Linked DNA regions of Homo sapiens: regions 2, 3 and 4 are each linked to region 1. Evidence: read pairs that join two places in POLR2A ChIA-PET (ENCODE). Cell type or tissue: CD4-positive, alpha-beta T cell. All regions are shown on one strand. Links, peaks and the distances in the headings refer to the core of each region. The heading gives the core; the rest is flanking DNA. Region 1 overlaps SCML4 (Scm polycomb group protein like 4). Region 2 has its middle 23 kb from the start of SCML4. Region 3 overlaps SCML4 (Scm polycomb group protein like 4). Region 4 overlaps SEC63 (SEC63 protein translocation regulator).

The links. ChIA-PET counts read pairs that join two places held together with the same protein. Peaks named below come from ENCODE experiments on the same cell type or tissue, not always from the same donor. Only the 100,000 strongest peaks of a DNase experiment are listed, where the experiment ranks them.
Region 2: POLR2A ChIA-PET joins it to region 1 with 31 read pairs; 8 of 35 experiments call an interaction of 5 or more read pairs at or near these places.
Region 3: POLR2A ChIA-PET joins it to region 1 with 15 read pairs; 7 of 35 experiments call an interaction of 5 or more read pairs at or near these places.
Region 4: POLR2A ChIA-PET joins it to region 1 with 15 read pairs; 5 of 35 experiments call an interaction of 5 or more read pairs at or near these places.

The regions. Positions count from the first base shown.
Region 1 is chr6:107,725,567-107,733,366 of GRCh38, forward strand. All of the region lies in intron 5 of SCML4 (Scm polycomb group protein like 4), which reads right to left. Among named protein-coding and RNA genes, the nearest start is that of SCML4, 95 kb to the right of the region's middle. In CD4-positive, alpha-beta T cell, for the core only: a CTCF peak has its summit at 4,688 (motif pointing right); DNase peaks (open chromatin) are centred at 4,695 and 6,495; H3K4me3 peaks cover 3,368 bases; H3K27ac peaks cover 2,206 bases.
Region 2 is chr6:107,843,812-107,851,611 of GRCh38, forward strand. It overlaps a transcript of SCML4 not described here. Among named protein-coding and RNA genes, the nearest start is that of SCML4, 23 kb to the left of the region's middle. RefSeq lists silencers at 4,374-4,668, 4,440-4,539. In CD4-positive, alpha-beta T cell, for the core only: a CTCF peak has its summit at 4,589 (motif pointing left); a DNase peak (open chromatin) is centred at 4,610; H3K4me3 peaks cover 1,118 bases.
Region 3 is chr6:107,783,088-107,790,887 of GRCh38, forward strand. The region is part of intron 1 of SCML4 (Scm polycomb group protein like 4); the gene reads right to left. Among named protein-coding and RNA genes, the nearest start is that of SCML4, 37 kb to the right of the region's middle. In CD4-positive, alpha-beta T cell, for the core only: no CTCF peak of the experiment used is centred there; DNase peaks (open chromatin) are centred at 3,284 and 4,324; H3K4me3 peaks cover 1,357 bases; H3K27ac peaks cover 3,550 bases.
Region 4 is chr6:107,863,335-107,871,134 of GRCh38, forward strand. It overlaps SEC63 (SEC63 protein translocation regulator), which reads right to left. Exons shown (of 21, transcript NM_007214.5): 21 at 4,422-7,800. Among named protein-coding and RNA genes, the nearest start is that of SCML4, 43 kb to the left of the region's middle. In CD4-positive, alpha-beta T cell, for the core only: a CTCF peak has its summit at 3,838 (motif pointing left); a DNase peak (open chromatin) is centred at 3,817.

The DNA of each region.
Region 1 (7,800 bases), core at 2,541-6,540:
TAAAAGACTAAAGGAAAGCCCTTACTCACACCATATACAAAAATTAACTCAAAATGAATAAAAAATGTAAATGTAAGAGCAAAAATTATAAAACTCTTAGAAAGAAACATATGGGGTAAATGTTTGTGACCTTGGATTTGGCAAAATATTCTTAGATTTGACACCAAAAGCACAAGCAATAAAATAATAAAATAAATTAGACTTCATCAAAATTAAAAACTTTTGCACGTTTGCACTGGGCACGGTGGCTCATGCCTGTAATCCCAGCACTCTGGGAGGCAGAGGTGGGTGGATCACATGAGGAGTTCGAGACCAGCTTGGCCAACACAGTGAAACCCCGTCTCTACTAAAAATACAAAAATAAACTGGGCATGGTGATGCGAGTCTGTAATCCCAGCTGCTTGGGAGGCTGAGGCATGAGAATTGCTTGAACCTGGGAGGCAGAGGTTGCAGTGAGCCGAGATGGCGCCACTGCACTCCAGCCTGAGCAACGGAGCAAGACCCAGTCTCAAAAAAAAAAAAAAAAAAGACACCATCAAGAAAGTGAAAGGACAACTCACAAATTGGGGGAAAATACCTGCAAATTATATATTTGATCAGGGACTTGTATATCTTGTAAAAGGGGCTAGACTTATACAACCAACCTGTGTAAGGGACTAGACTGTATTAAGAGTTATTCTAGCTGGGCTGGGCGCGGTGGCTCACGCCTGTAATCCCAGCACCTTGGGAGGCTGAGGCGGGTGGATCATGAGGTCAGGAGATCAAGACCATCCTGGCTAACACGGTGAAACCCCATCTCTACTAAAAATACAAAAAATTAGCCGGGCATGGTGGCAGGTGCCTGTAGTCCCAGCTACTCGGGAGGCTGAGGCAGGAGAATGGCGTGAACCCGGGAGGTGGAGCTTGCAGTGAGCTGAGATCGTGCCACTGCACTCCAGCCCGGGCAACAGACCGAGACTCCATCTCAAAAAAAAAAAAAAAAAAAAAAAGAATTATTCTAGCTCAATAAAAAGACAACCCGATTTTAAAATGGATAAAGGACTTGAATAAACATTTCTTTAAAAAGATATACAAATGGCCAGTAGGCACATCAAAGCTGATCCACATCATGAGTCGAATCAAATCAAAACCACAATGAGTCACCACTTCACACCCACTAGGAAGGTGATAATCAAAGAGTCAGATAACAAGTGTTGGTGATACCATAGAGAAATTAGAACCCCCACACCCTGCTGGTAGGAATAGAAAATGGTGCAGCCACTTTGGGAAACAGCCTGGTACTTCCTCAAATGCTTAAAGTAGAATTACCATAAGAACCAGCAATTATACTCCTAGGTATGTACTAAAAAGAAATGAAAACAAATGTCTACATAAAAATCTGTACATGAATGTTTACAGCAGCCCTATTCATAATAGCTAAAAAGTGGAAGAAACTCAAGTGGCTATCAACGAATGAATAAAATTTAAGAATCTGTTATATCCATACAACAAAATATTATTTGTCCATAAAAAGGAATGAAGTACTGATATCTGTTACAGTGTGAATGATCCTTGAAACATTATGCAAAGTAAAAGAATCCAGCCACAAGAGACCACATGTCAAATGATTCTTTTTATATAAAATGTCCAGGAAAGGCAAATCTATACAGACAAAAAGTAGATTCGTGGTTGCTTAGGGATTGGGGTTGGGGTGTGGGGTGGGTAATAGCTAAAGGGTATGTGGGAGGTTTCTTTGAGGTGATGAAAGTATTCTACAATTGACTGTGCTGATAGCTGCGCATATCTATATACTAAAAGTCACTGAATGGTACCTTAAATGGTGAATTGTATGATATATGAATTATATCTCAATAAAGTTTTTTTTTAAAAGGCGTTTGCAGAAGTTCAGTGCTTTTCAGATGAGGCTATGAACATATTCTCAAGAATTACGTGCAGTCAAGTGTAACAAACACGGCGTTGGCCACCAGGACACACATAACCTAAGCAGCCAAAGGGTCTGCATGCTCTGTGCCGAATGCTATGCAGCCAATGAAGTGCTGCGAGATGTCTTCAGGACCCTGGAACGCTACATCTTTGCCTTGATGGCCTCGCTGCATCTCTTCCCTCTGGGTCAGAAGCCTTCGGAAGGGAGATTCTAAAAAGGACCTGGCTATGGAGCTATATACTAGGCTGCTTTCTGAATGGAGTGAGGGAAAGGAAAACTCACGTGTATTGAACATCTACTATCTACTATCTACGATCTAAAGCCAGTAAGCAGTAAGGCTGCCATTACATTCCTTTTGTTGGAAAGTTCTCATAGTCTGGGATACCAATCCTTTTTGTGTCCCACATGTCAGGTGCTTTGGTATATGTGAGGAAGCTACATGCAGTATCTGGCATGATGCCTGGAATAGAGGAAGTGCTTGATAAATATTTATTGAGTAAACATTTGAGCCAATGTTAGCTGTAAGGCTGCCGTTACACAGAAGACTCATTAAAATTGATATTATAAAGAGCTTATATATAAATTCTTTAGGTAGATTTGTGATAAACAATGAAAAAAGATTTAACAAAAACAGTACACTGCTTATTGAACACTTTAAGTCTAAATTAAATATGCCTACATAGTTCTGATAGTCTAAGGTAGAGAATGCAGATAATTCACTGACTGGCACTATAGTTGGAAAATACAGACGCAGATGGCAGATCATTCCCTTATCGCAAAGTGTGGGAATGGGGAACAAGGGAACATGCACTGAATGGATTTCAAAACTGTTGACAGCGGCCAGGCACCGTGGCTCATGCCTGTAATCCCAGCACTTTGGGAGGCGAAGGTGGGCGGATCACCTGAGGTTGGGAGTTCAAGACCAGCCTGGCCAACATGGTGAAACCCGTCTCTACTAAAAATACAAAATTAGCCAAGCGTGGAGGCAGTCGCCTGTAATCCCAGCTACTCAGGAGGCTGAGGCAGGAGAATTGCTTGAACCCAGGAGGTGGAGGTTGCAGTGAGCTGAGGTTGCATCACTGCACTTCAGCCTGGGCAACAAGAGCAAAACTCTGTCTCAAAAATAAATAAATAATTATAAAGAAAGAAACTACTGATGCCCGTGGGTGAGATCAAAGGTAATAAAAGCTAACCTCTGGGCTGTGATCCAAATGAATTATCAGAAGGGAAAATAGGCTTCGGAGGGCATCAAGCAATACCTTCTACCCAGGCAAAGGATGTGCTGGTGGTTCCAAAGTCTGCCCAGGTGGACAACTGTCAAGACAAATCAACCAAGCCCCAGATGTGGCTCTGTAAAGTGGCTCCTGGGTGGCCGCGAGTGAACAGCACGTTCAGATGCACACACTGTGGTGGCTTCCAGAATTGATGAAATGGATCTGTTCAAACCCGATTGAAACTGCATTTTCCGCACTTTTCTATAGAGGGGTTCTGATACATCATAGCTAAGCGTAAAAGTGACAGATGCATGGATGGCCCTCATCATTCGGTGGCAGGAAGGAAAAGGACCTTCACAAGCACCCAGCCCAGCATTTCCCCAAATGTTAAATGCTTTCCACTGGCGGGACAGGGAACCACATGGGTATATTCATTTCCTAGGATTGCAGAAACTAACAAACCGGGTGGTTTAAAACGACAGAAATTTATTCTGCCATAGTTCTGGAGCCTACCAGTCTGAAATCAAGGTGTCCACAGGGCCAGGCTCCCTCTCAGGACTCTAGGGGAGAATCCCTCCTGGCCTCTTTCTAGCATCCCCTGGTGGCCAACAATCTTTGGAGTTCCTTGGCTGGAGACAGCGCTCCAATCTCTGCCTCCACTGTGGTGTTTTCTCTGTGTGTCACGATCTGTGTCCAAATTTCCTTCTTCTTCTAAGGACACCAGTCATGGGATTAGAGCCCTAATTCAGTATGACTTCCCTTTCACTTGATTACATCTGCAAAGATCCTATTTCCAAATAAGATCCCATTTCCAAAAAGGGTTCCAGATACCCGAGAATTTGAACATACACGATTCAGCCTACGACAACCAGTAAATGTTTTTTTATTGTCATGTATTTCAATGTACATCCACGACATATAATTAGCACATCAAACAAAATGATTTCACTGATACAGTATGATTGCTTAAGCTGACTAATGGCTAAGATTAAAAGACATGAGTTAATGTAAAGGAATATCTTGAGTAGACAGTTCTATAAGTGTTACTCAGACACAGTAGAAATTGTGAAGGTGGTAAATTAATATTTGGAATGCATTGAGCTAGCCCCAACCTATCTCTTCAGGCAGGGTGTTGTCTAGAAAAGAAACTATGGTAGATAACTGAGTCTTTTATTTGAAAGCTTCCCCAAAGAGATTTTACAATCTCCTTTAGAGTGAGGCCATTGTGCTATGAATCTCATTGCCTAAAAGTTCCTCCTTACATCTAGCCTCAATTCTTCTTGCTTCAGTTAAAACACATGACTGCTGGACATGTACCCTTTACACTATCCAACATGTTAGGTCACCTCAACATCCAACATGAGGCAGATGAATTCTAGGTATGCAGAACTACTAGGAGCTTAAGAATTTAATTGAACTGTGACATATGTTTCTTACCTAAATCCAATATTTAAAGTCAGTAAAAAGAAAGGACCAAGTCTGTATCTGGAGAGGGAACCCCCACTTTTCAAGCGCTTTTGTGGCTGACTGGTGAGCAAACACCAGATGGGGCCAGCCGACCTGTTGGAGGATCTAACTCCTGCACACAGAGTCCCGGCAGACCGTAGGGCTCACAGGCGAAGGCACTCATGGTCGAAATTTCCTCCTGTGTCCATACAAAATCGTTTTCCATCTGAAAGAAGCTGTCTTGTCACCCTGGCACTGCTCATCAACAAGAGGCTCCAACCCAGCCTGTGTGAGGCCATTTAATTGCAGTGGAGAATGCCAGCTTAACAAAGCAAGGTAAATGAGTGGCTTTTTACTCACTTCTGTAACCCTCTGCATCCAGCCAAGAGACTAATGTTGCCATTTAAGAATCATTAAATCTTTTCCTCCAGAAAAAAAGAATGATCTGCCTTTTGCACAGTCACGAGAGCATGCTTAAATAGAAAGGAAAACACACACGTGGCCCCATCAAAGAAATCTGCCACATTTTCAAGGTTTGGCGTCCTGGGAGCTTTCAGGACAGACTGATGGTCCTTTTTCACCATCGCTAAACCTGCTTGTGGACTATGGTTCCCTCCAGCCACTGTGTATAAAGCCTGCCTATTAGTGAGGCCAAAGAACACTCTAGAAGCATGTAAACCCACTCAAGCCTCAAGGCATACCTGTTTGCATATGAACCTGAACTGTGCCTAAGCCTTCCGGTTTAGGGATCAAAGCTTCAGGGTTCTGAGTCCAGAGTGTGTGGATTCCTCCCTTGCTCCCTGATCCTTGCTGAAGCCTGGGGTGGAGATAGGGTTAGGTAATGCCCCTGCATCCATGGCTTCCAGGACACCCAGGTGCAGCCCATTTCTGCTACAGTCCTGGAGGGTCAGGTGTGAGCCCCTGAAATGTAGAGAACCTCCAAAGAGAGAAGCAGAAAGAGGAAGAGGTGCAGGAGAAAGCCACGAGCCAGAGAGAGAAAGAGAAAGTCCCAAAACAGAGCGGCAGGGAGGGGAAAACGGACCTTATGTATAAAACTATAGATGCTCCTGACCAAGTGTCAGCTCTCCTCACTTAGGACACAAGGCTTAACTGCTTACAGCCCAGTGGGCTCGGACTATTGATTTTATTTTTAAAAACTAAACTGGCATTTTACCTGGATTCACTAACCAAATGAAGTCCTGAAACACAACAATTCCACTATGCAAAATTATTCTCACATAATACCTATTAAGGCAATAAGAACCACAACATCTAGTCTTAGACACTATTTGTCATCTCTAAACAGTTCTGCCTGTTTGTCTTTCTCTCTCTCTCTCACCCCCCACTTCCCGCATCAGTCTTCCCAGTTGAGGGAGCAGCTGCAGAGTGAGCCCTTTCCACAATCAGCACGACCACCTTCCTCCAGACTGGGAGCCCTGGCCTTGCTCAGGATTGATTGCCTGACCCCTTTGCCGGTCTGCCCAGCCCTGCCGACCCCCACACCCTGCCCAGGCAATGGTCAGTGTCCTGTGGCCTCCGTGTGTGAACAGTTTGGTTCGGCTTGCTGACAGAGATGGCAACATCAGAGATTCCTAGCCCTGAAACCCAGATTAGAAAAGGCAGGAGTGCAGTTCGCAGATTTGTAGAGCTGTGGAGCAGCTACCCCTCTTTGCTTAGCCAGGTGCCATCACCTAGATAGTACAGGAAAAGGAGACCTGCGAGGAGAGGGGCAGGAGGGAGAAGGCGCAGGAAGCAGTAGCAGGTGCTCGTGCCAGCTGCACCTCTTTTACTCAGAGCCCAGACACAGGTGCTTCGGTGCCTACCTTGGTGGTTGTGTCTCTGCCACCCGGCAGCCTCTCCCACTGTCCTCTGGGGGACCGCCGGTTTCCAGCACGTGCTTGGTGCTGTGGGATGCAGAGGGGCCTTCTGCTGTGAATCTCTAACGGACTTCCTGGTGACCAAAACCTGAAGGTTTCCTCCCCTGCATGCAGCCTTTCACTGAGGCTCCTGTGGAGGTTTGCAGATTTTCTTTTCTCAAACTCAGTCCCGCCCCTTGTTCTTGCAGATAAGGGAGTTTTCCCTTAGGGCCCTCTGTGGCCTCCTGGCCCAGCCTTTCTGGTTCAAAGGGCACAGGGCCATACTACCTATGAGGCTGAGCATTTCATTTGCTTCAATTAAATTTTCCATTAACTTGGTCTCTGGCCAGTATGGATTTTCTCTCTAAGGTTGTCTCTGCAGTTCAGATCACTCAGCCCTGAGAATCAACCTTATGACTCCCCTCTGGTCCATTTAAGTACATTTCTATTTTTTCTCCCCTAATGAGATGCACAGCAACCGACCATAATTTTAATGCCTGACACCTGAACTTCTTACATCCTCTCAGATGTTTCTGGTTTGCCTAAGACTTTGTTCTAAGCCTAGGGGTTGATTTCCTCCTTTGGAAATTTTGACCAAAGGCATTTTTGACCAAAGTCATCTGTTTGGGATAATGAATGGCCTTTCTGTGCTCTCGGGAGGAGAGCAGGTTCCATACCACCCTCCATATGATCTCGCAGCTTTGCCAAACCTCCACGCCAAGCTTATGAGAATTCCCGAGAGCTGGGGGAGGCGAAGTGGGTGGGACATCCTGTGGTCACGCTGTTTCCTCCACAGCCCCCACAATTTTTTGGTCTTTCATAGAACCTTGGGGAAATTAAAAGTGGTCCTTAATCAGGAAAATGCTGAAGTTCCTGGAATAGAGGACGCCTTGTAAGTTTCCTTTCTAAATGGACATCTCGACTTTGAGAGAGGTTCACAGCACTCCTAGCATTGCTCACTCTGGTGGAGCAAGTTGCTGTGCTGTGAGATGCTCTGCAAAGGGACCCATCTGGCAACAAACCAACAGCTCATTGGAAACTCAGTCCTGCTGACAACCATGTGAAAAAGCTGGAAAAGTGGGTCCTGCCCTAGTTGAGGTTTGAGATGCAGCCTTGTGAGAGATTCAGAACCAGAAGGCCTGTGGCTGCACCTGGTCCCCTGACCCACAGAAGCTGTGAGACCCTAAATGTTATTTTAAGCCCCTAAGTGTTGGGGGTAATTTATGACACAGCAAAAGATAACTATTGTGGACAGAAGAAAGGAAGCCGTTTCATTCCTCTTGATTCTGCATGTCCAGATTGGAAGTTGTCATTATTAACTCAGCAGTAGCTAGGATAGATCTGGTACAGAGTATCTGCC
Region 2 (7,800 bases), core at 2,311-6,310, 120 kb after region 1:
GGTGTTCACAGAATTAGGGAGACCCTAATAAAGAGATGGGAAGGTTGGCCAGTGCTGCTGGCAATGTACTGTTAGCCAGCTTTGGGAAAATGCACTGTGCTTTCTCCACCACTGAGAGGAAGAGAGAGAGAGAGAGAGAGAGAAGCAAAACAAAGCAAAAACAATGGGGAAATGTTTTTAAAGTTTAAAGGCAAAGAGAAAAATAATGATGGCAGATTGGGTGGGAGAAATCATCAAGGATACAGTATGAAAAGACAGAACAAAATGAGTATGTGCTTGCAAAAGAAAAGCTAGATGCTAGACAGAGGAGAATTTAAAAATAAAATGTAAACCATGCAACAAAGCTATTAAATGATGGGAAACAGACATGAATTTGTGTAAGGAAGAGAAAGGGAGACGATGAGTCTGACAGCAAGAAAACTCGATGGGATATTTGTTGTGGAGGGAGAGTGCCAAGGACGGAAGGCAGAAAAAAGGGCGCTGGTCCTCAAGTACAGAAGTAGAATGGTCTTCTATCACAATCTCTTTTTACCTTAAATGTATTAAGAAAAAATTACTAATGAGCTCACAATGTATCAAGAAGTCAATGATTCAAATCATCTGCCACTGGGCACAGTGACTTATGCCTGTAATCCCAACACGCTGGAAGGCCGAGGCTGGAGGATCACTTGAGGCCAGGAGTTGGAGATCAGCCTAGGCAACAGAATGAGATCCTGTCTCTACATAATATTTTTAAAATTTGCTGAACGTGGTAGCACAGGCCTGTAGTCCCAGCTACTTGGGAGGCTGAGGCAGGAGGATCACTTGAGGCCAAGAGTTCGAGGTCACAGTGAGCCTATAGTCCCAGTGGGGAAGGGGTACAGCTTTCCCTCACTGCAGTCAATTCTCCACCTCATTTGTCCTCATATCAAATTCTGTACCTCTAACACTCATTATATATTTTAGGGAGACTAAGAAATCATATCCCTGGCTGGGCATGGTGGCTCACACCTGTAATCCCAACACTTTGGGAGGCCAAGCTGAGAGGATTGCTTGAGGCCAGGAGCTGGAGACCAGCCTAGGCAATATAGTAAGACTACGACTCAACAACAACAACAAAATGTTTAATTTTAAATATGTATATTAAAAAAAAAAAAAAAAAAGGCCTGGCATGGTGGCTCACACCTGTAACCCCAGCATTTTGGGAGGCTGAGGCAGGCAGATCATTTGAGGTCAGGAGTTCAAGACCAGCCTGGCTAACATGGTGAAACCCCATCTCTATTAAAAGTACAAAAAATTAGCCGGGCATGTGGCACACGCCTATAATCCCAGCTACTTGGGAAGCTGAGGCAGGAGAATCGCTTGAACCCAGGAGGCAGAGGTTGCAATGAGCCAAGAATGCACCACTGCACTCCAGCCCGGGCGACAGAGCTAGAAAACAAAAAAAAAATCTCATCCCCAACATAGTAACACAAAGGAGTTCACATCAGCAAAAAGGATCATCTGAAATTAGGCTTAGAGGTCAAACAGTCTGTCCTAATGCAGTGGGACCCAGAGGCCCCGACCACCAGTTAACATCACTGGAGCCTAGAGACGCTCCGGGGCCCGGCACTAGGAGGAGATGGCATCTACTGTTAGCTTGTTTTCACCTTGGCCTTAGCAGCTACTGGAAAGGTGACGGTTCTCCGGAAATTACAGAATGATTGCCTGGATTCTTTTTTCTTTTCAAACGAATGGAGGAAAAGGGATTTTCTCACTTGCTTGAGAGATTTCCTGTTACTAATTAGAACATTACAATCTTAAGAGGATGATAGGTGACCCAAGTCTGAATTTGAAACTCTTCAGGGACAACGCTCCTTCAGAAAGGAATGGGCAAGGGTGTTCTTTGGAATCCTCAGATTTCAATTGTGTATGACAGAACACAGGGTTACATTAGGGTTTTATGAGCAAGAGGATACAGTGTGGAGACACAGGGCTTTATGAGACCCAAATTACTATGAACATTTACTACACGTGGTATTACATTTTTACCTCGTATCTTCCAGATGCTGGGCCCTTGTTTCTTTCCTCGACAAATGCCTGGCTCCCCATTGAACTCAGGTGCCACACGTGTTGGGCAAATCTGTGGGGAATGTTCCAGTGAAGGTCCTGTCCCCACCTGCAGTGACAGGAGACAAGTGGGCCTCTGATGTGGGGAGAGAAGGGCGCTCCCTGAGTGAGCCTCCTGCCAGCAGCCCGGAGCCGGCCTCAGACTCCACTCTCCCAGGAGGCCAGCACTCCCCAAGTTCTAGGACCTTCCTGGCCAAAGCCTTAGCCTAGCAGCCTGTCCACTGAGGAACTGACTGGATCCTGAAAAAGGTCCTTGTCAAGCACCAATGAACTCCTCCTCCATTCATCAGGGTTTCCTTGGTGTTAAGGGTTGAACTGTATCCACCCCAAAAAATATATGTTGGAATCCTAACACCTAGCACTTCAGAAAGTGACCTGATTTGGAAATAGGGTCTTTACAGAGGTAAACAAGTTAAAGGGAGATCATTAGGTGGGCTCCGATCCAGTGTGACTGGTGTCCTCATAAAAAGGACCAACTTGTCACAGAGATGGGCACGCATAGAGGGAAGAGGAAGTGCAAAGACACAGGGAGACGAGAACCATCCCAGAGCCAAGAAGAGTCTGGAACAGATCCTTCCCTCACCAGCCTCAGACCGAGCCAACCCTGCTGACACCTTGAGTGTGGACTTCTGCCTCCAGAACAGTGAGACAATCAAGCTCTGTTGTCCAAGCCCCCTTGATTGTGGCATTTGTTACATCAGCCCTAGCAGATGAATACACTTGGCCTCCTCTCCTCTGAGACCCAGGCAGGTCAGGGCCAAGGGGGAGCTCATCTGCATCTGAGCCACCCATCTTTGGAGTGAGGGCAATGAACTCAAGCAGGGCCAGGCAGTGTTATTAGGAATATTATAGGTGGCTGGGTTCCTTAGGATGGATTGAGACCCTTGGTCCAAAATCTAAATGTAATAGAAACATATTACATGTTTGTTGTGTGTGTGCATGTGTGTGTGTCCCATAGGATAGTGGGTGTGAAATGGTTACCCAGGAGTTAAGGTCCCCAGGAGGGTCTTGTCTTGAACAAGGTCTTGTTCAGGGTGGTGTACAGGTGGTACCTGTATCATGACGTCCCTATGTCTACCCCACAGAATCATTCCTATTCAGTGTGGACCCCCGTCAAAAAGTAAATCCCTGCCAAAAATAGCAAAATATACATTTGCCCATAAAGAGAAATTAATATAAATATATTCAGCTCCTCTGAAGAAAATTTTCTATAGACATGAAGGGCAGCAGCTTTAGCTACGTGCCATGACTTAAATGATCAGTCACTTCTTTTAAAAATCTGTTAAGAAAGCTAACTTTTTAAAAAAGTTGTGGGGTAGGGGGCAGGCATGGTGGCTCATGCCTGTAATTCCAGCACTTTGGGAGGCCCTGGTAGGAAGATTGCTTGAGCCCAGGAGTTCAAGACCAGCCTGGGCAACATAGTGAGACTCTGTCTCTAGAAAAAAAAATTAAAATTAGCTGGGCATGGTAATGCACACCTGTGGTCCCAGCTACTCCGGAGGCTGAAGTGGAAGGATTGCTTAAGCTGGGGAGGTAGAGGCTGCAGTGAGCTGTGTTGGTGCCACTGCACTCCAGCCTGGGTGACAGAGTGAGACCCTGTCTAAAAAAAATAAAAATAAAAAAAGTCACAGACAAGGTTGTACTTGATCTTACCTGAAACAAAACAGAGAGAAGTAGGATTTTTAAAAAGCTAGCTGGGTTTTTATAAATGGAATTATATAGATAGATTTTCAAAAGACCAAATAGAAATAAGTATCTTGCATAGTGAGGGCTTCCCACATGTTTTTATTTCTCCTCAAGCTTCCCCCTCCCTCCCTGCACCTAAATCCGTTCCCGGCTAGAGTTGCTAGAAGAAAAATACAGGACACCTAGTCAAATTTGCATTTCAAGAAAAACAAGGAAAGCTTTTTCAAAGTGTAAGTACATCCCAAATACTTCATGGGACATGTTTATACTAAAAATTCATTTGTTGTTTATCTGAAATGCAAATTTAACTGGGCATCTTTTTTGGGGTGTGCTGGATCTGGAGACCCTCTTTCTGCCAGAACGCACGGGCTGTGTGAGGGGCGTCCTACTGAGGGTCGGGCTTGATGGCCCGGGTCGGTTATATCTGTCCCCCGGCTAGGAGAGGCTCTGAGGCAATAACTGCAGCTGTTCCCCTCCCCCAGGACGGGGGTCGGGGGTCGGGCCTTGGGGAGCCCCCTTAGGAGGCAAGGCGCTAGAAACTAGAGAAGCGACAGGGACCCTTTTTTTGCGTCTGAGTCCAAGGAGAAACAGCTGGGTCTAAGGGAGACGGTCGGGACTCTGGGTCTGACTCAACGAATGCCGGAGGCCACCCTGAGCTCCAGAGTGGTGGAGTCCGGGACGTGGCTGCGAGGGGTCTGTGGGAGCCGGGGGCACGGCAGCGTCGCTCCAGCCCCACTGGCCGGCCCGGGACTCCAAGAAGAGGCAGCGGATCTCCCAGTCCCTGACCAGCCTGGCCGGGCCCCGGTCGGCCACCTCGCGCCCCCTGGTGGCCACAGAGGGAGAAGCCGCCCGCTCATTTCTCCTGCTGCCGCTGGAATCCGGACTCCGGGGGCTGAGCGCCTGGACCGGAAGGAGGAAGGGAACACGGCAGAGTCCTCGGGGGAGCTAGGGCTTCGTGGGGCAGGAAGAAGACAGTGGCCGTTTCCACCGAAGACACCACGTGCAGTGTCTTCACAGGCAAAGCAATCCCAGCTGTGAATCCCACGGAGCACCTACCTGCTCACCAAATTCTGGTGGCAGAACGAAGCCTCCGGTTGACGTCCCCAGGGGAGATCCCCCGTCGCTCCTGAGAACACCTTTGCCGACTCCCCTCTGCAGGCATTAGGCCATTGGGGAACTGAATGCTTTCCTGGCCCCACCAGTTAGCCACCTTGTGTGATACGGAAATCTCATCTTTTCAAATATAAGACTTGTCAAGCTGTAGGAAAAATACATGTGAACATCCTCCTCACTCAGCAGTAACATCCTCAGGCTCTTGCAGCTAACCCAAAATGAAAAGATCGAGGTCTGAAGACTTGGTTTACATTATTCACACAATGATTTCATCCTCTTTCCCCTTCCCTCAAGGCTGTGGGAATGTTCTCTAAGAGGTGGAAGAATCCAGACTCAGGTGTTCTGAGTGAAAATCAAGGGCAAGGGTTGTGCTTACGCCCCACGCGGCTCTTCCCCCACCCCGCCCGTCCCCCAGCAAGTTAAGGGCAGAGTGGTCAGAGCCAACGCTGTATTCAAGATGGCTAATTTTATTGGTCAGTTTGGCCAGACCAAGGTACCCAGATACTTGGTCAAACATTGATCTGGATGTTGCTGTGAATGTATTTTTCAGATAAGAATAACATTTAAGGTGGGGCCGAGGCAGGAGGATTACTTGAGTCCAGGAATTCAAGACCAGCCTGGGCAACATATGAGACTGTCTCCACAAAAAATTTTAAAAATTAGCCAGGCATGGTGGCTCCACCTGTGGTTCCAAACTATTAACTGCTTGAGCCCGGGAGGTCGAGGCTGCAGTGAGCCGAGATTACACCACTGCCAGCCTGGGCGACAGAGTGAAACCCAATCTTCAAAGAGAGAGAGAAAGAGACATTTAAACCAGTAGATTGGGTAAATTACCCTCCATAATGTGGGTGGGTCTCACCCAATCAGTTAAAGGTCCTTTCCTTTTAAGAAAGGAGAAAGCTCGACCTTCCTGAGGAAGAGGGAATTCCGCCTCCAGGAGGCCTTTGGTTTTGAGACTGCAGCATCAGTTCTTCCCTGGGTCTCCAGCTTGCTGATCTACCCTTGAGATTTAGGACTCAATCTCCACAATCACATGAGCCAGTGCCTTAAAAAATCAATCAATCTGTCTCTACTGATAGAAAGATCTATTATCTATCTATAGAGAGAGGGACATCTATATGTCTATATGGATAGATTATCCATCTAGAGAAATAGAGGGAGATTTATTAATAGGAGATATATATACATCCGTGTGTGTGTGTTTATCTGTCAATCTCCTGTCGGTTCGATTTATCTGGAGAGCCCTGACTGAAGGTCCTTAGGGCCTTGGCATCAGCTCAGCCCAGGACCATTCCCCTCACCCACTCCAGAGCATGGCTCTAGCAATCCCTATCTCCTGCCTTATCACCTTCCCTTTCCAGTGGGTGATTTCCTTCTGCAGAAAACAACTGTTGTTTCTCTCATTCTTGAAAATCTTGACCCCACTTCTCTTCCAGCTACTACTAGTTTTTGTTTTGTTTTTTGTCCTGTCTGCAACAAAATTCCTCTAAAAAGTCTGTACTTTCTCCAAGTTCTCTCCTCCAATTCTCTGTCATTTTATTGTGAAATATAGCACACACAGAGAAAAAGGGCAAAACCAGAAACATACAGTTTGATGATTTCTCCAAAACCCTTACAACCGCCAACCAGATCAAGAAATAGCACATTGGCAAGAGTTCAGAAGCCTTCCTCATGCCCCCTCCCAGTGTCCACCCCATCTGCCCCTAAGGGTAAACACCATCCTGACCTTCATGATAATCAGTTCCTTGATTTATTTTTTTTGTACCATCTAGGCATGCATCCCCAAACGCTGTACTTCATTGTTACCCATTTTTTGATCTTCAGATAATGAAATAACACAAGGAGTCATCTGTAAAATTTACCCATGTCAACATGTATAACTGCATTTCATTTGTTTTTGTTAAATTGTAGAATCTTTTTGTTGTTGTTGTTGCTGTTGTTGTTGTTTTGTTTTGAGACGGAGTCTCGCTCTGTCACCCAGGCTGGAGTGCAATGGCACGATCTTGGCTCACTGCAACCTCCGCCTCCCGGGTTCAAGCGATTTTTCCTGCCTCAGCCTCCCGAGTAGCTGGGACTACAGGCCCCCGCCACCAGGCCCGGCTAATTTTTGTATTTTTAGTAGAGATGGGGTTTCACCATGTTGGCCAGGCTGGTCTCGAACTCCTGACTTTGTGATCCACCCCCCACCCCCACCCCACCCCCTTGGCTTCCCAAAGTGCTGGGATTACAGGCATCAGCCACCATGCCCGGCCAGTACTTTGTGGAATCTTAATGCATTATTTATCCACTGCTGCATAATGTATTACCCCAAAACATAGCAGCTTTAGACTAACGTTTATTATTTCACATACGTTCTGAAAGTCAGGAATCTGAGAGTGGCTTAGCTGGGTGCTCTGGCCCAGGGTCCTCTCATGCAGTTGCAGCAAAGCTGCTGCCTGAGGCTGTCGTCTCTGAAGACTTAACTGGGGCTAAAGGAGCCTCTTCCAAACTCACTCCCAAGCCTGTTGACAGACTTGGGTTCCTCACTACTTGGGCCTCTCCATAGGGCTGCTCATGACATAGATTCCCCAGAGCAAATAAGCCAAGAGACAGAGTGTGAGTGACAGAGCTCCCAAGATGGAAGCTGTAATGTCACGTTGCCTGTCACGTGGCACAGCATCACTGCTGCCCACAAGCCACTGGTCACGTAGGAGAACCCTGGCCCACATGGGAGGGAACCACATGAAGATGTGAGCACCAGGAGGCAGGAATCATCTGAAAGGCTGCCTACCACAACCCTTGGATAAACACAGAAAAATGTACCCATTCTTTTAGTGGTAAACATTTAGGCTGTTTCTAGTTTAGGGCTATTGTGATAGAGCTTCTGTGAACATTCTTGTTCATGTCTATTGGTGCATACGTGCACGCATTTCT
Region 3 (7,800 bases), core at 2,554-6,553, 58 kb after region 1:
GTGCTGGTCTGAGTTTGCCTGATGGCAGGTGCTGGTCTGAGTTTGCCTGATGGGAGGTGCTGGTCTGAGTTTGCCTGATGGCAGGTGCTGGTCTGAGTTTGCCTGATGGGAGGTGCTGGTCTGAGTTTGCCTGATGGCAGGTGCTGGTCTGAGTTTGCCTGATGGGAGGTGCTGGTCTGAGTTTGCCTGATGGCAGGTGCTGGTCTGAGTTTGCCTGATGGGAGGTGCTGGTCTGAGTTTGCCTGATGGCAGGTGCTGGTCTGAGTTTGCCTGATGGGAGGAGCTGGTCTGAGTTTGCCTGATGGGAGGTGCTGGTCTGAGTTTGCCTGATGGCAGGTGCTGGTCTGAGTTTGCCTGATGGCAGGTGCTGGTCTGAGTTTGCCTGATGGCAGGTGCTGGTCTGAGTTTGCCTGATGGGAGGTGCTGGTCTGAGTTTGCCTGATGGCAGGTGCTGGTCTGAGTTTGCCTGATGGGAGGAGCTGGTCTGAGTTTGCCTGATGGGAGGTGCTGGTCTGAGTTTGCCTGATGGCAGGTGCTGGTCTGAGTTTGCCTGATGGCAGGTGCTGGTCTGAGTTTGCCTGATGGCAGGTGCTGGTCTGAGTTTACCTGATGGCAGGTGCTGGTCTGAGTTTGCCTGATGGCAGGTGCTGGTCTGAGTTTGCCTGATGGGAGGTGCTGGTCTGAGTTTGGAGGTAGAGGTTGGGATGGGTGAAGCCCATCTTTGGTGAAATTCCCATCTCTGGTGAAATCCCCATCTTTGCTTGGCTAGGTCCCTACTAGAAACTGCTCCTGGTCCATGGCTCCAGCTCCCTCTGAACAGGCCCAAACAGTGCCAAGCTCTGCTGGGCGACCTGGTCCTCGTTTCTGTCCTGCCACCTCCTGCCCCTGCCCCTCAAGCTTAGGGGTGGTTGCAGCTGCAGGGACAGTGGCTGAGTGCCCAGTCTCTTGTTTTGGCTCATCACTGTGCGACCATTTCCTGCATTAAATACTCAATGCCTTAAATACTAAAGAGATTTCCTACTTAGACCCCAACAGACAGACATGAAAAGGACAGCATCTGCCTGCCCTTGAGACCAGTTCGTGACCGGGCAGAATGGGAAAACTTGTAAGAAAGGGAAATTCCTATCTTTCCTATTATTTTAAAGCATGGAGTCTGTCTCTCTGTGGCCACACCTGGAGATACACCTGCAGGCAAAACCCGTAAGTCAAGAGAAGGGACCCAGAGGATGGGGAAGATGCAATGTTCTCTGCCACTGATGTGGTCAGCAGAATCATGGATAAAAGAAATGAGAGAGAATGACTTTTAAGATAAATGTGGAAATTTACACAGTGGCATGTATAGCATGCTATCATACAGTGGGTAAAGAAGATGCATGTAAGCATTTCACATCTATACATGCATGTATGCTTATGGATGCATAAGATACCACTGGAAGCATTTTTACAATAGTAGCAATTGTCTCTTGCTGGGGTGGGGAGAGGAAATGAGGTTCTAAGGACTGGAGAGAGAGGAACGGTTTTTTTCTCTGCATACTCTTTTTTACCATTTGAATGTTGTATATTTTTAAAAAATAAAAACAATCCAATAAAGTCAATCTAAATGAGTGAGTGGCTCTGATATCCTCAGCTTTTGATCAGCCAGGGCCAGCTGCCCTAGTGCGTGGGAGGTGAAATGAGTCAGGTACTCTGGACCCTGAAAAGACTCCAAATCACAAGCCCATATGTGGGGGCTGCACTCATCACGGCCCGTGGTGTGTGCATTTGCCCTGACTGGGATCCTAATCACCCCAGTGGTTTGGCTGAGCAGACCAGCAACCATTTCAGTGGGTGTTTATGGCACATGAGGCATAGTACCAGGTGCTAGTGGACATGACCCTGGACTTAGGGGGCTGGACTTTAGTGCTGGCTCTACTCCTAGCTAGCTGAGACAGAGACAAGTCACTTCACCATTCTGGGCCTCGGCCCCATACTGTACAGGTTCAGATCTCTCAACTCCCTGTTAAACAAAGCTGACAGACACGCCTGGTTTATTTATTTTCTTTATTTTATTTTCTAATTTTCTTATTTGTATCTTCCCGGTCCAGAGTTGTATTTGGGTCAAGGAGTGCATTCTTCTTCTATGAGTAGGACTTTAAACAAACGCTTTAAGGGCTCAGTTTCTCACTTAGACAGCAAAAGCAAGAAGAGGACCAACTCCCTGTGTCCCTTGTCCTAGAGGACAACACAAAACCTGCAGGAACAAGGTGACTGCGATCCGAGTGCTGTTGCGCCCCACTGCTGAGGAGCTGATCTCAGGCTGCAGCGAATCAGTTTCGTAGCCTGCAGCTGTGCCCTTAGACAGGGTGAGGCAGAAAGCCTCCCATCTCCTAAGCACCCAGAAGGCAGTGAGAAACATCTAGTGACAGCCTCCTGGGTGGATAGAGGGGTGAGTGGCCAATGGCCTTGTAGTAGCACCTCCCAAGCCTCCCACACTCTCATGCTCAGAGAGGATCACAGGTCACTCTTCCAGGACTGAGATCAGCCGTGGTCCAGCCTTGCCTATGTGGCCCATGTGGAGATGTGCAAGGTCACCGGGGTGCTGTGGTGGAGCCTGTCCTCTGCACTCCCCTCCTGACTTTGAGAAGTTAAATAGCTAGTAAGGGAGAGGAGACATCTGTACATGATATGGCAGGAGGACAGTTCTGAAGCAACTAGTATCTCACGGATAATGACCTAAGAGCCCAGGATGCTCAGAAAAAAAGAGAGGTCCTACGAGGCTGAGGTTTTCCAGGGCCACAAAACAGCCAAGGGAGGGGCAGAGCCTGGCGCATACCCTGCCTGACAGCTCCTCCGCACCTCACCCTCACTAGCTCCTTGCAGCCTAGTACTCCAAGGGGGCCTTGGGGTGCTCCCATTTTGCTACCAACCCTAGAGGACATCTAGGACAGCTAGGCTGAAGGCTCCCCTGTGTGCAGCCCTGCAGTCCCACTTTCCCTACTCCTAGCTCATTCCAGAAGGCTTTCATTATTATTTCCAAGTCTAAGAAAGTCTTCTGGAATAATGAAACTGACCTGCTTCTAATCTGAATCAAAGCTACAATGAGAACTCAAGTGAGTTGGATCGCAGCAGGTCTCAGAAGCTTCTAATCTGGGGCCCCCACTCATGGTTTTGTCTAAGGTTGGAGTCAAAGAAGAGGCATTACTTGTTCTTTGCTCAGCAAGAGGGAGCTTATCCTCTCTCCCACCAGTGTCAGTTTCTGCCTGAAATGTGAGTGGTTTCCCCTGGCTAGATGAAAAGGAGCCACCTACAAAAATTTGTGTTTCTCAAGGAAGTGGCTTTCCAGAGGCTCCTCCCCCACAGTCTTGCCTGAAAATTGCTACTTGGACAGAATCTTTCTATTCTACATCCTTTCTTGTGGCTGTAATTGACCCATTTCTATCACAGCACCTACAACATGTTATTCTGTTTATTGGCATCCCTGTCTCTCTGTTCTAATATGCTTGAGCTCCTTGGAGAAGGCTCTGTGTCTTCTTCCATCTATCCCCACCTGGTTCAGTGTCTGGCACATCTTAAGGATTGACAAATATTTATTAAATAAATGATGTATGAACAAATGAATGGACGATCAGTGTCCCAGCCCTCTTCCAGGACTCCTCCTATTCCTTAGCACTGAGGCAGCAGAGTCCAGCCCAGGGTACTTGTCTTTTGTTTTTAGTAGTGGCCACCAGGCTCAGAAATTTACCTGCAGAGGACTCAGCAACCACTTTCCAACAACAAGGCCACTGCAATAAGACGCAGAGCATCCCATGCTGCCAAGATGGCTCTTCGCCTACTTCATCTCTTTTAATTTTCACAATGGTTTTGAGATAAGCATTACTGTCCTCGGATTTCCAGATGAGGAGCTAAGGCCCAGAGAGGCTACATGAGATCACCCATTAGTGGGCAGAGGGTAGATTCCACCCCAGAGCTCTCTGCATAACTCCCTACAGCTGTCTCCCTGTGTCGGCCCTGGACAGAATTCAGAGAGCTGGCAACAGAGCTGGCTGGGGGACAGGAGAGAAATCTGATCCTTCAGGCCACATCTCCATGTCTCTATAGGATATAAAGAAATGGGACTGATACAACATGAAAGCTTGGATGGTATAAAGTAACCCAGTCAACTCTCTGGGCATGAAATAACCGGGTGAATAGAACAACATAATTATTTATTGCCTACAGAGCTGATCCGAATTTTTTTTTGAAGATTGCTAAAGAGTGGTTGCAGGCAGCAGTAAGACAGCAATTGCTGCGAGACACTTGTCTCTGCTAAGGAGGCAGCAGCTGCGACTGTCACTCAGCCTCGGCACTCACATCCCACAGTGTAAGGAAAGACACCTTAGAATGCAGCTACACACACACATATATATATATTTTTGCAAACCACTATTTCCTGTTTTGTTCTCTATTTATACTTTACATTTAGTTTTGAGAAAGCGCTGGTGGTTTGGTGTTTGGGTTGTTTCTAGTTCAATCTTTATCTATAAAGCAAATTCTCTTTTCAAGATGATTTTTTGTAATATAAACCAACAGTATAGCTAGATTCCTTTCACATACTTTGCTAATAAAAATTCTTACAACTTCAACAATAAAGCAACAAGATTCAAATAACACAAATCACAACTCTCCAAGTCGGCACCTTGCCAAGTAGGAATCCATTCACCAGTCTTGCGGGGGTGGGGTTGTGAATTCTTCAAGGAATTCCAACAGACATTTTCACACAGATTTTCAGGCATATAGATGCTCATCCTGAAGTACAGAAATGTGTAACTATGATACCTTCATATGATACTCTTTGGAAAACACTGAAGTATCTAAAACACTTTGTTACTGCTATGTAATGACACATAGCAACCCAATGTTTGCCCTCCAAGAACTGTCTAAGAAAGATACCACCTCGGACCCAGGGAACAATCAGCAGAAAATAAACATGAAAACAGCACCAGGACCAATGCCTTCACCTCTTGTGCAGGTCAAGGAAAGATGCATTTAGAGGTAAAAGGCAAGAGCAAGTGCACAGTTATCGTGAAATTGATTTTGTTTCTCCACATTTGGTAGCTGAAAGCTTTGCTTCCCCAATAGACAAGGACCATGTTTCTGCAAGGACCAGGAAAGCTGGCTTTGCATTGCAGTGGGCAGTAAGCAGAATAGCAGAGTGACTCTTGGGTATCAGTGTCCTGCCCTGTCAAACGGAGACTTCAGTACTTGCCAGAGCCATGTCACCAGGCTGCCATAAGGATCCCATGAGAAAATGACCATGAGATCCTGTCATAATTGGTAAACCCTGTGTGATACAAATTACTATTCTTCCTGGGTAATTATTTTCTTTTGTTCTCTTTGTAGAGAACAGAGAGTCAATAGAAACTCTATTTCCAACCATCTTGTTTGCAGTGTCCCTAAAGGCAACATAAAGACAGATCATTTCTTTTTATTTGCCAAGCAAAAGAAATACACCCATCCAGACAATGCGACATTCCTCATCTTTTTCTACAGAGCATCACGTTAGTCTTGTCTCCCATCTAGATGATGCCCATCTCATGGGGGTGAAGCTGCTACCAACACCCTGGTATTAGGGAGGGTTTTAGAGCTCTCTAGAAAGCTGTGAGCCAGGGAGGAAGGCTAGGGTACTGGTGGTGCCTGACACTGTCGCCATCATTGTATGTACAGTCACTACACACCGGTTTATTCTCCCCTCTTATTTCACAAAGAAAAAGCCCAGGGTCTTCAAATACTAGGAAAGTAAAATGTCACCAGGTCTGAGAACAGAATGGGTGAAAGAGTGGGGGCTGGAGCAAGGAGCATAGGAAAACTCTCCCCCAGTGTGTGTTTCCCTGACTTACAGGAAAGAAGACAAAATGCAGCCTAATTTGCTTCTGGTCACCAAGTATCACAAAGGCTTCTCAGCTGTCCTGATAGGCACAGTCCCAGCGTTGCTCCACCAGGGACACTGTGGGCAGGTCACTACTTCTCTGGCCCATGTCCCTCAGTGGCCACTCTTACACAGCCTGTTGGTTCCGCAGGCTTCACAAGTACTGCAAGACCAAGGTCAAAAGCGAATTCTTAACCCTCAAAGGGAAGTACTGGCCAGAAGTGGACTATTCTCTTTCTCTCCTCAATCATCCCTTCAATCATTTGACAATATTTTCTGGGGACCTAGAGTGGCCAGACACTAAGCAGAGCACAGGGACGTGAAGATGAACCCAGAAAGATCCCTTCCTTGGATGTTTGTGGGTAGACGGGAGGGAAGCGGAGCACCTCTGGTCATCACATCTCCTCTGAGTCCCAGCCCATCCTGCCTCCCCACTGCCCCGCATAAACACAGGTCCCTTTCCAGGCGGGTTCCTCTGGCATGTTGTGGTGTGCAGACAGCGCACGGCTGAATTCCCTATGTCCTGCGTCGTTGACACACAGCTTCTCCATCGCAGTCTCCCAGAATCGAGGAGCCTAGGATACATGGGCAGGTCACACAGGAAGAAACAGCCACCACACACACTTAGTCCAGACAAAGACAGTGGCCAATAATCACAAACACAGAATCTCTGGAGACCAGGCCTGCCGGCCCACAGCAAAACCACCAGATTCATCTCTGAGTCGTCCCTGAACAAGTCCTCCTTCCCTCAGAGCACCACACCTGTGGAAGGGAGGATTCCCAGCCTTGGTGGCCTCTCCCCTCACACTCATGTCCCCCGGGCTGTGGGCACTGATCCTGACACACACCACTGCACACAGGGCCCAGCTCACAGGACCAGCAAAGCAACAAATAGTGGGTGAATAAATGAATTAATAAAACGTACATACATGCATATATTATTTTATTAAATTCTCACTACAAGACTTTAAGGCAAATATTATTACGTACTCCCACCGTATAGATGGAGAGTCTGTCAAATCTATACAGATGACAGCTCAGGAAGGCTCCAGATCTTGTGAAAAGTGGCACAAGTCCAGTCTAGTCCAGCCTTTCAGCACTGGCACCTGGTCAACGAGAGGTTAGCTGCTGAGAGATCCAAGAAGTTTCATCTCCCAGCGCTTCTGTTTCTAGCTGGAGGTGGGTGGGAGATGTTGCATTTTACCAGCTGACTTCTCAAGATCAAAAAGCCAGGAAGCTTTGCAATCACCCTGAGACAAGTCAACAGTAGTATTACCATGGACAATATCTTGCCTGGTGAAAATCTATGTGACCTCTTGGGGCTTTGCATACAGTGAATCCTCCGCCAATATGGTTTGATTGACTCATAGAAAGAAAGGGGGAGAGAGAGCAATACAATGATACAATTGAGGACTTCCACTTCTTAGTTGCAAAAAGAAAGGTCAGAAAAGGAAAAATAACAACACTTTTTTCCTGCTTTCTCTCCCTCGGGGGTTAGCCAGCAAACAGGGGCTTACCGGATTATTTTCTAGGTCTTCTCCCCTTCGCAAAGGTCTCCTGGGGCCATGCAACAGCCGTTAAGTCAATTCTTAATTAGCTTTCACAGTTTACCTTTTGAAAATCCATATCTGTATGAATATTTATTGGACGCTTACTAAATGCAAGGCATTTGTCCCAGGCCCTGAAGATACAAAGGGATGTCAAACAAGCGTGCAAACAGAAAGGCACACACAGCATCAGGAATGGCCAGACGAGGACAACCATCCACACCTACTGCAGGAACCAACAAGTCCCACAAAGGTCAAAGCACCAAACAGGCCAGGCATGGTGGCTCATGTCTGTAATCCCAGCACTTTGGAAGGCTAAGGCGGACGGATCACGGGAGGTCAGGAGTTCGAGACCAGACTGGCCAACAT
Region 4 (7,800 bases), core at 2,151-6,150, 140 kb after region 1:
ACAGACTGGGCAGTCTATGCCACCATCTTGGCCTCGTAAGGTCAAAGATTGGACACCCAGGGGATCAAGCCCTGCTCTACCTCTAGGTAATCACATTCAAGGCTGGGGAAGAATGTATTGCTTCTGTCAAGGCAGTTACCTAGAACTGTAACACTTTGAATCACTTTTCTTCAGCAAGCATAAGCTGCACCACTTTAGATTGGGATGGATCTTAAAGGTCCCTTTGCGCGCGCGCGCGTGTGTGTGTGTGTGTGTTAAAGACAGAGTCTAGCTCTGTTGTCCAGGCTGCAGTGCAGTGGTGCAAACACAGCTCATGGGAGCCTCGACCTCCTGGGCTCAAGTGATCCTCCCACCTCAGCCTCCCAAAGTGCTGGAACTATAGGTGCATGCCACCATGCCTGGTCCCCCTTCACCCTTTTGGCTAAGATGAAGTCACCTAACCTGGAAGCCCACATATCTTGGCACAATGGGATCTCATTTCAACACAGCATGGGGGTTCTGAGATAGAGGGAGGGATCTGACTCAAGTATAACCATGGGCCCATTCTCCAAGAACATTAGTGGCTGTGGTGGGCTATGATAGAGCAGGTGGTCACACTAGACCTGATCTGGCCAGCTTCCACTTTAATAAGGGCTGCGTGTGTGTGTGTGTGTGTGTGTGTGTGTGTGTGTGTGTGTGTGTGTGTGTGTTGGTTTCCTTCCTGACCTTCCAAAATGGAAAGATGGAGAATGAGGGTTGTGGAACAGGGTGCAGCACGCTGCAGGGGAAGATCCAAGACCCCAGGGTCCCAGCTCCAGTTCACCAGCAGTGCCAAGTCACTCCTCGTCTCTGGTTCTTTGTTTCTCTATCCCCCCTTCGTATCAATGTCTGACCCTCTGTGGGCACAACAGGGAATGCAATTTGCTCCAAATCAGAGCTGTAGCATGGGTGCCCCATAAATACAAGTATGCAGCACTTACATACATGCTTTCATTCCTTTCCCATGATAATGTTGCCCATGGAGGCAGTAGTCTACCCCATGTAGTCGACCTCCATGGGTAGCATACTCAAGACTAAAGTCAGGGGTTTTGTTTCTATCCCTACGTTCCAGCTCTGCTTCTATTAGGCTGTGGAGGGGATTAGGGAGGAGGGACTTGGTTCAATCAGATGCAAATGCAAGGAAAACTTTAGAAATCATACTGAGTGACATAGAGAAAGGCTTGTTTTTTGTTTTTTTTTTAAGATTTCTCACTCTAAAAAGAACTCCTTTTAACACACTGAAACATTCAAAATTCTACTCAAAACCCAGTTTTAGTATTATCGAACATAAACTGTGTCTACAGTGTGCTATTCCTGAAGTGTCACTCCTGACATTTAGTGCGATACCCTGTCATTAAGTCAGCAGACTTGAAAGATGTGGGGGTTTTCAGTGTATAAAGAAATAATGCTGAGGATCATAACACTACAGTTTCATCCCCCATTCTCAAAAGCACTTTGCTGCTAATCACATTAATCTTTATAATTTCCATGATAATAGACCCAGATCAGTGTTTTGTGAGTAGGGATGGGTAGGTGGGGCAAGATTTTATTGGGATCGTGGGAAAAAGAGTGACTACTGAGTTCTGAACCAGGAGCTGGCTGCAGGAAGAGCAGTGACTCTAAGATACTTGAAAGGGGGTGCCTTGCCATCTTTCAACTTGAGCCACCTCTCCTGGCTCTCTCCCTGTTTAATAGATGCTGTCAGGTCAAGAAGAGGAACAGTAAGCTTTGGGAGGAACTTGGAAAGTGACATAGAGCCTAGCCAATGACTGGAGTCCCAAGAACCTGGCAGAGAATTGGGAAATAAAAAAGCTGCAGAAACGTTGGATGTGATTATAAAGCACACAGACTAATTGGACAAAGATACAGAAGCAGGCTAATGCATATGAATGAGGGAGTTTACCACGATCCCACGAACACTACTGAATGACGATGTCTGCTTGGGAATCGTCAGACCTGGTTGGAAGATAAGGATTTTTTAAGTCTCTCATTGAATTTTTGTCACGTGCCTTACTTTTTTAATCAAAATACCCATCAATGAATTGGATCCCCCCTACTGTGTATCATTTCTAAATGAACTTTTGTAGTTTAAAACACATCTCCCCCCAAAGGACAACTACCTACCAGGAAGACTGTTCAAAATAGTATTTCAAAGATTCCTCAGTTATTTCAACCAAAGGTCTAAGGCCTCCCTAAGTTTGGGCAGCATATTGGAAAAAGAACACTAAAGAAATGGCAACTATTCTACAAGGAACCAGACTTCCTTGGAGGAAAATGTTCAGTTTGTCCAGAAAGGAAGGGTATGGGTTTTGTATTTTGTGGGGAGGGGTGGAAGGTTTGGGGAAGGAGTGCAGAAAGCGATAATCAAAATCTCTTATGGTTACCATGTAGAATAGGTATAGTGTTCCTTCTTGTAGATACCCTGTTTTGCACTGTCACAATGGACTGGATTCAACTTAGAAAATTCTGGATATTTTTTAGTTGGTGCACGGGTAAGTAAATTATCTTCAGTTGCAACATAAAACTATCTTTGACAATAAAACTATCTTTGACAATAAAACATTTCCAAGGAGTTTAAATGTATATTATTCTCAAGGAAACTGCCTAAGTGGTCCTAGTTTTCACAAAATAGACCTCATTCCCTTTGAAAATCAGTGTTCTATAATATCTCTTTGTAAATACAGGTCCTATATGTATTGAATTCCAGCTGTTGAGAGACAGTTTTCCATGAGTCTCTCATGTCTCTGCACACCTGTGATCAAAGGCACACAGGCTTTTGTTCTAGACTATCTTTTCAAGGGTGTCTGTATGGCAAACAGCCTTGGAAGGCAGTGTCTCCCTCCCAGAAAGAGGGTGAGTTTGTTTGCTGTCCAGGATAAGATCAAGACAGGGTTGCTTGCAGGCTTGACAGGGTTAGGTCTCCCAAGCTTGGAGTTCCTCAGCTGTGATATGAACAGCATCTGCCTGGCCACTCCACATCGCCTCCGTGGGAACTTGGAAGACAACAGGAACAGATGGGGAACATGAAGCTCATGCCACCTGCTGTGCCTGTGTCTTTGGAGTCTTCTGTGTTTTGTCGGCATCCATGACACTGGCAGGTTAACTTGTTAGCTTGCATGTAAAAACTCTGGACTCTTAATAGTTGACACCTATCAGGCAAACAGGTTAGATTTTGTAGAGTTAAGGAATTACCATGTCCTATTTGATTGTCCACCTCTCTCAAGCAAACAAATGCAATTTGGAATTCCAGCACAATGAATACATATGGATTGTCTTTTGGAGTTGGTTGCAAAGGGACTTAATGTTTCTAGACAGTAAATTTAATGGGTTAAAGGACACACAGCCAGGTGCGGTGGTTCATGCCTATAGTGCCAATACTTTGGGTGGCCAAGGGTTGAAGTTAGGAGTTCGAGGCCAGCCTGGGCAACATAGCAAGACCCCTGTCTCTAAATAAATAAATACAATGAGCCAGGTTAGTGCCCGTGGTCCCAGCTACTTCGGAGGGGGCTGACATAGGAGAATCACTTGATCCCAGGAGTTGAGGCTGCAGTGAGCTATGATTGCACCACTGTACTCCAGCCTGAGCGATAGAGCACGACCCTGCCTCTAAAAAAATAATAAATAAATAACAAAGGACACATGTAAAGAAGAAAAAGGTTAGGGGGAAACATAAAAGATCAAAAGAGAGGGAGGAAATCCCAGAAGGTGCAGATACAAATAAATTACAAAGCATTTCTTTAATCGTGGCTTTTAGTCTGAAACGAAACACACCATTCTTTGTTAAAGAAAATTACAGCCCTATCGCCCTCTACTGGAACGAGGCTGGAAAATACAGAGAAATAGCTTGAAGTTAACTCTTAATGGAATCTGTTCACACTGAAGTCCATTGCTGCTATTATCCAGATGTTAAAGTGTAAACCTCAGGTGTTTCGGGTAAGGTATGAGGGCTACAGCTCCCTTTGTGTACCCAGGCTGATAGGTTAACGCTAAACAACCTCGTGCTGAACAGAGTGGCCAGTCCTTCCCACACTCACCTTCCATTTGCAGCAGTCACTGATTGCCAGGACCAGCAACAGGCTGTGATTTGCTCAAAGTCCCAGCAAGTCGTCCCCAGCACTGCTGCTCCATACCTGCACCACCTGCACTCCACAGACAACCGTTGTGCAGAACCCTCCCCTTGCCTATCAATCCCACCTCCAGACCTACTCAGCTCTATCTCATAAAAGTCTCACTTTGCTCTTGGCAGCTACAGTAGGGCTGCACACAGTGAATGCCAACCCACCAACTCCAGAGTATATCACTCTGTGATCTCAGGTGGTGAGTGTCAAATGTCACCCTATCAATACCACAAAGCAGTGGTGCCCAAATGTTTTGATCATGGACCCAAATCAGAAAAAAAAAAATTAATGCACCAATAAATGTTTATTTATAAATAATAGAAGTGTACAATTGTACAATATATTATGTACATTATAAAACACACAAAAATAGAAATTTAAAAGGATGAGATTAAATACAAATAATCATCTTAATACTTCCTCAATGGATTGATCATCTCCACGCCCCTGGGATGTATACACCCCCACCTGAAACAATAGCCCTAAAGTATGTCAATGATTGTTATTTGGGTTTTCAGCTCAGGTTACAGAAATATGTACAAGATCGCATCTTTTTAAGTTTTGCAAAATAGCCCTAGCATCAAGTTTAAATGGATGAGAATGCTTGGTGCTAACTTCTTGAGACATATTTGGACTAATCACTACACAGCTGGCAAAATGTTATGGTTCACCAACAGTTATTTCACTTTAAGGCAGTCTAAATAGAGGATTTCATGGAGTTAAATCAGACCGTTTGTGGGAAAATTGTTTCTTAAAAAAAAAAAAACATTTTAAAGGAAAGGATGATGATTTGTTGTTTTTGTTTTTTTTCCAAAAAAACCCAACAGGCTGGGCGCAGTGGCTCATGCCTGTAATGCCAGCACTTTGGGAGGCTGAGGAGGGCTGATCACTTGAGGCCAGGAGTTCGAGACCAGGCTGGACAACGTGGCAAAATCCCATCTCTACTAAAAATTAAAAAATTAGCTGGGTGTGGTGGCATGCACCTGCAGTCCCAGCTACTCAGGAGGCTGAGGCAGAAGAATCGCTTGAAGCTGGGAGGCGGAGGTTGCAGTGAGCTGAGATCGTGCCACTGCACTCCTCCAGCCTGGAGGACAGAGCGAGACTCCGTCTTAAGAAGAAAAAGAGAAAGAGAGAAAAAAAGGCCAGCAAAATAAACAGCTAGCCCCTAAAGAAATAATTCTTCTGCCTACAGTAGATAGACTAAAAAAAAAAAAAGGCATTCCAAATAATAGCCAAGGCAAATGGATTTAAATGGATTGCCACTCATCTACCTGCTCTAACACCAGCGAGTGAGTTCTTAACACTATTTTTTTCATTTTGATAGCTCCAGTATCCAGTCACAGAGCCTGGCACATAGAAACTCAGTAAATATGTGATGAATGACAACCTCTCAAAAATTATGTAAGGTGCTGAATTACATTTGAAATAAGAATTGTGACTACAGAACACTCTAGTATATGGTTTGGATTGGCTGAAGCAAACTGAACAAAACTTGTGGTCAAAAATAACATGCCTAGAGAGCCTCATTATATCTCTCCCTCCCTGTTTCCACATCAGTTGTTTGACATCCACGCCCCCTGCTTCCACCAGAGCCTGAGCTTCCCCATACACAGTGGGACAGTACAGCTGGACAGGCCTGTCCTTTTCCAGCCCTCAGTGAAAGCTGGGAGAAGCAGAGCAGAAGGTATTGTTCTACACAGAGAACTTCACTCAATGTGCTCCCTAACTTAAAAAAAAAATTATGAAAAATGTTTAAAAAATTCAAAAAGGACATGAACATCTAACTCTGAGATTGAGATATTAACACCTCAGGGCCTCAATCAAATATTATAATGCTAAAATACACAACTGCTACACTTTGAATTGTGGTAAGTCTCCTCATGAACAGCTGTATTTTAATAGGTACTTTACCAATTAGAGAAAAATATCACATAATTTAACTGTTTCAATTTCACTTCCTATACACTGTATGATCTATAGGCTCATCAATTGTTGACAAAATGTCAGTTTCTTTATAGGAAGAAAATTGAAACTTTGCTCAAGTTTCCATTAGATTAAATGCAAACTAGGATAGTTTGTTATTCTCATTCCAGAGGAAAAACGAAGGGATGTGGAGTTTAGCGACTTGCTGGAGAGAGAAGAACTATCAACTGAAGGCTCAGTTCTTTCACTACTGCCATATGGAAAGAGGTTACCTAAAGCACTCACTAGAGGAAATTTTATTTTACTTAGTTGGGAAGTACATACACATCACACAAAGAGAAAAGGAAAACAAACTGGTGGAATTTTCTGGTGATGGTAGTTTTTTTTTTTTTTTTTTTTTTAAGCACTGTGGTGTTACTAGGTTATCATCCTCTCCAGAATCTTAAAACCAGAGAAGCCAGCTGTGTGAATGAACTTATAAAGCCTCTTTAAGGCAAAGTAGCCACTAGAAAAAAAAAAACAACTTTTCTTGAAATCTTTCAAGAAAACTAGGAAATATGCATTCTACACATTGTTCTGTCTTGTCTGCTCAGTTTCCTTGCCTTCGTGCCACACCTGTTTTCTCTAATCCCTCCTTTCACTTGACACCAGCTGGCTTACCCCCTGCCACCACACTTAGGTAATCAGTAGCTGCCTCAAGACACTGGTGCTTCACAGCAGAACCTGATTTGAAAATTAAACCCACCCTCCTACTTGTACAATGAAGTAAATGAAAAAAATCCTCAGTGACACTGCCTCCTGCCTGCCAAGAAAGGCTCTCACTAAACTGGTGATTGAGGTTATAGAGAAAGAAACTGCTTTCACCCTTTTATAGGAAATATTACATCTTAAATTTAGAACCAAAAAAACCATTCATGGTTTTGCTAATTTTCACATTTTATTTCCAACTATTGCAGTAACAAGATGCCGGTAGTATTCTGCACTGAAAGTGGCAACCTTTTAAAGTAAACAAGGTTGCAAATTTTAGTATTCCAACAATATTTTGACCTATGGAGATTTTGATAGGAAAGAATTATTACAATCAGTTTTATAATACTACAGACTTATGTTTCCTCCATATCTAGGAATAAAAATATCCACCCTCCCTCAATGATTCATCATGTACACATCTCTACTCTTTACAAGCACTATCCTTCCAGTTGTACTATGAGGGGAAATCCCTCTCACTCCTGGGTTTTTCTACAGTATACAGAAATAGCAGTCACTTTAGCAGTAATGTACAATACTATTCAATCTTTAGTTGAAAAATAAAGAAGTGGATTGCCCTATTTATGTCCTGATAGTAAAAAGACACACACCATTGAAACATAAAACGAGTCAACAAACTTCTATTTTTATTGACAGGAGTCCAAAATGAATACAAAAAAAGCTTCCTTTGCATGTTATACTTACTTTCCTTAAAAAGCTCCTGATAGAGTCAAGTAGACTGAAAACTAAGGATGTAGTTCAGCTTTTAGAGTGAACCTTTTTTAAAAAAGGTTTAATAACATAAGCCACCAGTATCAGAAAACATACAGTCCCACTATCACTTTTAGAGCTAGAACTTATCAAAAGAATTAGATCCTGCATTGATCTGCTAAGATAGAGGTTTAGAAATGGTTTAAGCCATTAAAAGCCATTTTTATAATCTGTCTGATAACTCTGGGCAATTAAGAAAAGGAAAATTCCAAAACGTAGCCCT